3 separate regions of the Mus musculus genome follow, and regions 1 and 3 are each linked to region 2. Evidence: chromatin loops called from intact Hi-C (ENCODE). Cell type or tissue: left cerebral cortex. All regions are shown on one strand.

What was found. Hi-C counts contacts between places; a loop is a spot of excess contacts. Peaks named below come from ENCODE experiments on the same cell type or tissue, not always from the same donor. Only the 100,000 strongest peaks of a DNase experiment are listed, where the experiment ranks them.
Region 1: it touches region 2 in a loop (6-fold over the local background); 2 of 42 quality-filtered maps call a loop at or near these places.
Region 3: a loop joins it to region 2, with 5 times the contacts of the local background. A loop is called at or near these places in 2 of 42 quality-filtered maps.

What each region holds. Positions count from the first base shown.
Region 1 is chr12:46,065,998-46,068,497 of GRCm38, reverse strand. The region is part of intron 2 of Gm33811 (a long non-coding RNA gene); the gene reads right to left. Among named protein-coding and RNA genes, the nearest start is that of Gm24948, 83 kb to the right of the region's middle. In left cerebral cortex, no CTCF peak of the experiment used is centred here; a DNase peak (open chromatin) is centred at 1,390; H3K27ac peaks cover 535 bases.
Region 2 is chr12:45,465,032-45,467,531 of GRCm38, reverse strand. Gm33680 (a long non-coding RNA gene) reads right to left here and starts at 1,250. Exons shown (of 5, transcript XR_381572.3): 1 at 1,164-1,250; 2 at 1,009-1,092. In left cerebral cortex, a CTCF peak has its summit at 1,330 (motif pointing left); DNase peaks (open chromatin) are centred at 284, 720 and 1,277; H3K4me3 peaks cover 644 bases; H3K27ac peaks cover 1,002 bases.
Region 3 is chr12:47,159,909-47,162,408 of GRCm38, reverse strand. No RefSeq gene overlaps it. Among named protein-coding and RNA genes, the nearest start is that of Nova1, 340 kb to the right of the region's middle. In left cerebral cortex, no CTCF peak of the experiment used is centred here; a DNase peak (open chromatin) is centred at 1,108.

The sequences.
Region 1 (2,500 bases), 600 kb before region 2:
TTTCTAGTTTCTTTTTCTACATAAACGTTTCTATTATAGGTCTACCTTCTAGTGAAGATGATAGCATTTAATATTAATTCAATATTTCAAAGGGCTCTCTTATTTTTCACTAACTTAAGCTTATTCTTCCTTGAGAATAAAACCTTCCTCACATAAGTCTGTACAGCTGGATCTGGGGTCAGGACTCCTGGCCCATCCTCTTTCTGGATTAAGTTATAATTCTCTAGCTCTGATTCTTGTTTTGAATTGTATGTTTTGGGATTAGCATGCCATGCTACCAGAGTTATTTACCATATGTTTTATTTTCTTCTATTATTTTTATTTAACATTATTATTCATTAGTATTCATGCAATATTTTTAAGAATTTTATAAATGAATACTATATGTCTTTTCTGTCCTGCCTTCTCCCTCCAACCTTTCCTGTGTCCCTATTCTCTTTCAAGCTCATGACCATATGTATGTGTGTGTGTTTGTGAGTGTATATGGGTGTGTGTGTGTGTGTGTGAGAGAGAGAGAGAGAGAGAGAGAGAGAGAGAGAGAGAGAGAGAGTGTGTTTGTGTTTATACTGCTGAGTCCACTTAGTCTTTCTCCTATGAATGTGTTTGAAGCTTTCTACTTGAGACAAGATAACTTATGTGGATGTGCCTAGGAGAAAACTGAATCTATTTCTATCACCAGCCATTAACTATCAGCATATCAATTGGTGCTGCCATTTTGTAGGTCTTTGTAATTATGCTGTTGAGATTTCATAGGTGCAGATCCCTATTATATATAGATAACACAATACAACAGTAAAGTTCCTGGCCAGCAGGATTTCACAATCTTTGACACCTCTATTCTGCATTGTTTTCTGAGCCTTGGTCATAGGTGTTGTGTTGTTGATGTATCAATTTGAGCTGGGTAATCTATGGTTAGTTTTTCTTTGTATTTTGACTGTTGTGAGTTTCTGCAGTGCTCTCTGCTTTAAAGAAAATAAAAGGCTTTGTTGATGAATAGTAAGAGCTATACTTATTTGTGGGTATGGAAATATGTATTGATAATTCATTCAGAAATTTTACTGGTTCTACTCTTTGGTGGCCTCACCAACCAAAGGTAATTCTACAGGGTATAATACAAAGCACATACATATTTTTCTATTGATCATGCCATAAATCTTCAACTCATTAGACTATGATGTCTTTGCAAGACCTTCATTATGAAAGTTCATGCTACTGGTACACATATTATTCTGTTTTACAAAAGTTCATATACGTCTATCAAAATGTATATGTGGATGAATGAATTGAAATGAATTACATAATGCACAACTTCAAGACTGGCTCTGACACATACCAGCTGGCTTACCTAAAGTACATGAAAACTTTCACTGTGTGAACTGTACCATATGGAAATGTGAGATTTAAAATGATCCACTATCTTCACTTTGGGGTTTTTGTGAAAATAAAATACAGCGTTCTTGTTAATTCTTGCTAGATAACAGGCTGACTAAATGGCAGTGCTATGCATTTTGCATTTAAAAATAAACCTGGCAATGAGTAACAAATTTCACTGCATGTAGTTTAAACAAACAGCTATTTTTAACTACACAATACAACTAAAGCTGCTGGTGGTTAGACTTTCATGATGCTACCCTCAATATTTCTTCAACTCTGTCCTTTTCTCTGTCAGTGTTTCAAGTTTTTGCAGAATCTCTAGCTGCTACACTTTGTTCTGATAAAGCATTGTGGAGGACAGAGGGGAGAAGATGTTGGTCATGTTGTCTGTTTCCCTTGACCTGAAAGTCTCTTCTTTGAAGTTTACATAGAAGCATGGCCCTTAGGGCTCACTGGGCAGAGCCTCTTACATGGCTACTCTGATCTGAAAGAGCTTTCGTGATTGGCTTTTTCAATCACATTTCATTCACTAGAGATAAGCATGCTCTGCACCCAGCAAAATTAAGACCCTTTTAGTCAGGAAAAAATAAACCTACCATGCCTTTCACGAAAATATTAGAGATGTTATACAGAAAAAAACTTTTCAAGGGAAAAAAAGAATAATATTCCAGCTAGATGTAAGTATACATGTCTCTGTTTGTATGTAAATGCTAGAAGATGTAAACTTTTTGTTCTTTGATTAATTACTAACTGCCTACTCTGGGAAAGGACCAAAGTGAAGAAATCTGCTCTGTGGTGTAGAATCAGGGTTTTCTTTCTTTCATTCATGAAATCCCTGCATGGTCAGTTCTGTAAGGATGGAGTGACAGCCTTAGTATGGGCGGGAGCACTAGGTGATTCCCCAATCCACCACACACATAGCACTCTTTAACTTTTGATACTGAAAAGAGACCATATTCTGTATCATCAGAGCAAAACGTCTGTTGAAAAAAAAAAGTCCAAAGAATAGTAATTGCAGGGTGCAGTAAAGCAGTATATCCAGGCTGCAGTGTTTCTGACTTATGTCTTTTCCCTTAATTATGGGATCAGCCCAGTATGCCATGCCTGTCATCTCCAGTGACCCACA
Region 2 (2,500 bases):
TATATGTTTCCTAATGGATAAGTACTATCCCCATTCACTATAAATAAGCCAATACACAATAGGAAAGGCAAGGCAAAAAAAATTAATTTTTTTAAAAAACGAGAAGGAGAGGAGATAGATTAACTATTCCCCCAGTTGGCTCTCTTTTCTCTTTGTTTGCTGCTGGGGCTGACAGCATGGAGCAAAGGAATGCCAGATGTAACTACAGCATAGAAAGCAGGCCTGGGAGCTGTCCAGCTCTTTACTCCCACAGACACAGTGCAGTCCCCAGAGCTGAGATTCCCTCTGAATCCAGGATTCAGCCAAATGTCTCTATGGCAAACCTGGGCTTCAGTTCCAGGACTGGAGCTTGGCCATCCTCCTAGTGCATTAGCAAGACTCTAACTGGAAGCAGCCCGTCAACAAGGCAGCATCAAGGCAGAGCTATGCTTCCTCCCAGCCAAGCAGTTAGAAATTTGGAAAAAAAAAAAATGGCTGAAGATTTAGGAAAACGTGAGAAGGATGAAAATAGTCAGAAACATAAAGGACTTCATAAAATAAAACATTGAGTGTTTCACAATGATATTCATAAATAAAAATTATACCCTCCCCAGAAGGAAGCAGCAGTCAGGATTCTAACATGCAGGTTACAACATAGGCGTTTTCTCCTCAGGCTTTCCTGTGACTTCTGAGTACAGGAATGGCGTAAAACTCTGCTTAACACTTGCTAGAGTGAGGCAGCCGGCCCTGTCTCTAAGCACTTTCAAAATCCAAAACCTGTGTTTACTTTGCAGGACTGTGTCTTTGAATGTGTGACAAGAGTCTTTGTTCTTTTCTATTTGGGTGCATCTTTTTAAAAATTAAATTCTAAATGTGTTTCCACCAGAGGGCAGTAAATAAGAAAACAAACAAACAAACAAATGGCTCTTTTCACTGAATACAAATTGCCTCCAAAATCAGATAAAAGCATTCCACTTCCCCACTCAGCGGTTTTGCGGGCTCTTCTGCTAAAAAGCCTTATTTTCTCACCTCTCCTGGATTTGTCTTCAGTAGTCTCTTTCCTCAGAACTCACAGCGTGGGTTATAGACACATCCCGGAAGGAATCTGGGAAACTGATTTTATAAAATGAGAAGCACTTCTTTCACCTTAGATGTGCTGTCCTGCCCATCCACACAGGGCCTACCTGGCTCTGAAATGGCTTCCCTGTTGGCCAAGGGACTTAGTAGGCTCCACTCACACTGCTTTTCATTGTTGTGAGGAGACACTGGCAAGAGGCTGCAGGAGCACTCTCACTCCTATGAATGCAGAGCAGGAGTATGGTAGGGAAAGGAAGAACAGCAATGCCATCCTGTGGTCATCCATGAGTCTCGCTGCCTATGATGGCCTCAAGCTCCCTGTGTGCTGCTGGGGCCTTGGGGAAGCTTAAGAAAGCCTCTGCAGGAAACAAACCATAGCAAAAACAAGCCGGGGCAGCAATCTGAGCTCCTTTTAACCTCACAGCCTACCTTCTCCGTTGAAAAACAAGAATAAAGGTGATGTGGTCCAGGAAGCTAATGTAGGGGAAACACTCAAGTATAAATTCTCCCCAGAAACACCTCGGCAGCTTTCATATACAAAATCTTGGGATCACCAGTACCTCTGGGTCCCACTGTTCAGGGATATGGCTCAAGATTGAATTTCCAAAATTATGCCGAGGCAATCTTCTGCTCTGGTTCTGATCTCAGGTAGGGACTGACTGCTAGGAATTAACTGTTTTAATTCCTTCTCTTCCCTTTCAGGCAGCATTGGAGCTGGTTCACAGATAAGAGTCCATGCTGTGGATCCTGTTACAGACTCCCATAATTCCATGCTAGCTAGCTGAGGCAATCCATTCCCTACACTCCATCTACTTCCTCCATAAATGGGATTGACACACAAGGCAGTAGCCCACAGCACCTGCTCCAGCTTCCAAGGCCTAGAACTCAGACAGTTATTATACCTGAGCACATGATGTTGTAAGGGCCCACGATTTGCCAAAGAATGATACCCTGGACTCAAATAGTATGTAACTGCAAAGAGTGTTCTGTTCTGCAGGAGTTCAGCATGCTGGGGTCTCCCATTACCAAGCTAGAAAGACAACCAAATGAGCTTGCAGGCCTGATTTAAAGAACATTAGGGGATTTCTGGGTTGGTGACCTTTGTCTTACTTCATCCTAGAGACATTCCATTTCCTAGGTATGAGGACTAGACACTGTTCCTGAAGAAGTAGCTGAGGAAGTCTGGAAACTGTTGCTGATCTTGCTTCAGGCCAGGTGGTGGGGCAGCTTCTGAGGCCTGGACTTGCGGACTTGTCCAGCTCTTGGAAACAGAGATTTAGGCCTGAACTGCCAATTTTAAGCCTGTCATGGAGTCAGCTCGTCTCAATGTTACCTGGCAGGGTGGCTCTGGGGGATCACAAGCAGCCTGGCTACATTCCAGTGACCCCAGACACATGCCAGTGACCCCTGCCTTCTGTGCTCTGGTAGTTCTCATTGCCTTTTC
Region 3 (2,500 bases), 1.7 Mb before region 2:
ATTCCAGATTGCATTCCAAAACAGAAATAAATCAAAGTGAGCTTGAATATTTTAACATTTTTTTTATAGTTTATAGTGAGAATAATGATTTTTGTTAGAAATTTGGCATTTTCTGTAAGTCATAAAACCTTTGAAGCATACATTCTGATCTTCGCAATAGGGTCTGTCACACAGCATCACCTCAGACATTGTCAAGGCACCATCTGGCATTCGTTAGACAGTAGTAGATGGAAGAGGTGTAGCCCTAGGACCTAATTCTTTAAAGTGCAGAAATCAGTATTTATCCTCGCATCCAGAATTATAATATACAGTTCCTATGTAAGGCTATATCTGAAGAAAATTACTTGAGATTTATGAATAAAGCCACTTGCTGGTTATATTTGGTAGGGGGACAAGAATGTTTGGGTATTAGATCCATATCCTTTCATACAATTGCAAATTTTGTTGTATTATGTTTTATTTTGTCATAAAACTTAGTAACTGTACTAAAAGTAAACTTCACATAGATTCCCAAATTGTCTTCACCCATTTCTCATCGATATATCAATGTACCTCCAAATATTCCCAGGCTCCTCCTAATATCTATCGTCCCATTATAAGTAACACCTCTTCTAGGTCTAGAGACACACTTAGCTCTGCTTCCTCATTGGATTGTTGAAGATAGCCTTTTCTACAGGAAGCTTTTTTGAGTCTTGAATAAAATTACTTTAGACACGTGAATATTTATGCTAAATATTTAGAAGCAGAGTCATTAGTAATGGGCAAACTATAATGAAATATAATTAACAGCATGAAAGCTTGTCTTCTTAGGTTTTGGCTTCTTTGAAACAAGACTTTACTATGTAGTCCAGTACCAGTACGAACCTGAATGAACTGTATACACAGGCTGGCCTAACACTCCTCATCACTCTTAATCTTCTTGCCTCAGTCTGCTAAATTCAGGTGTTCCACTAGGCCTTCTCAAAGTATATTTATCCTTAATGTTATCCTTAATGTCTTCTTGGCCAACAAGAGCGTGTATTTTTAGAGTCACCATTGGAAATTAAACTCCAGAGCACCCGGACTGCATAGCTCAACTGCATTATTCTATCCTCAGGATATACCTATGTTCATGAATGGCCTAGGAAATGAGGTGAGCACCAAGAACTGGGTTTGCCTTGGTTACTGCTCACTTTGTACTCTGGTATCCCTTACACACATGGGTTCTCCTGACTATAAGAAAATATGATTTAAGTATTTTCTGAGGACGAACAGTGAGGGATACTGGACTAGATAGGATAACTTCTCTTATTTCTTTATGTTTCTTATCTCCATACATCTATGTTTGACTTGGCATGGTCTCTGAGGACAGTGTGAAATGTATATTTCCTCACCTCTTTGATAACTGCATTGACCACATAATTTGGTTTTGATGGATGGAACATTATCAGAAATCTAAAACGAGAAAAATGTAAATATATTAATGGATTTTGGCTTTCTTGGCATTCTTCCCTTAAGCTTTAAGAATGTAACTTATGAGCAAGTGAAACATGTGAAGTAGATGAAATTGGAGCCAAAAGTTGTCAAATGAACAGCTTGAAACACTCAGTTTAGCACAGCATAGAACCACAACACCACATTTATTCCATAAATCTATTAAATAAAATCAGTTTATAATATATTGAAGGAAGAGATAGGAACAGTTGTTATACAACATTGTGGTGGGAGCAAACAAAATCTGTTGTCATCTAAAAACAAATATATTTAAAAGAACCCTTCATTTAACATCTTTTGAAAAGCAGTGTTTTGATTGTATTACAACACTAAACACTGCTATACTTGAATAAATACCAATAGAGTTGCTAAATTGATTAAAATTTGGTTTAATAAGCTACCTTAACACTAAAAATGCTACTGGTTATGTTTTGGTATTGCGGGGCTGATTGTTTATTTTTCATATGTAGTACAAGCTAGAGTCATTTGGAAAGAGTGAACCTCAACTGAGAACATATCTATGCCAAATTGACCTAGGGACAATTTGGCATAGGGTCACTTGACTGTTTATTGATTAATGATTGATATGGGAGGGCCTAGCCTGTTTGTGGAAAATTCTATCCTATGCCAGGTGGTCCTGGAAACTATATAAAAAAAAGTAAAATGAGCAACCAAGAGGAGCAAACCAGTATGCAGCACTTCTCAATAGCCTCTATGTCAGGTCCTGTTTTCAGGTTCTGGATTTGAGTCCCTTCCCTGATTTCCTTCAGAGATGGATGTTATAGCAATAGTAGAAAAGGGGGTAATCTGGAAAAGACTCATTTGAATAATTATGTATTATAAACTATATAACTTTGCATTAAAATGGAATCCATTTGCAATTGCATATTAATCCTATGAAAATCCTTTGCAAAATGAGGCAGATTCAGTCAGTATCTCTGTGTCTCTAGCCACACACATCATCTGAAAGAGATTTATTTATAAAAAAAACAACTAGTTTTCTATTCCCACTTTAGAGAATTAGCTA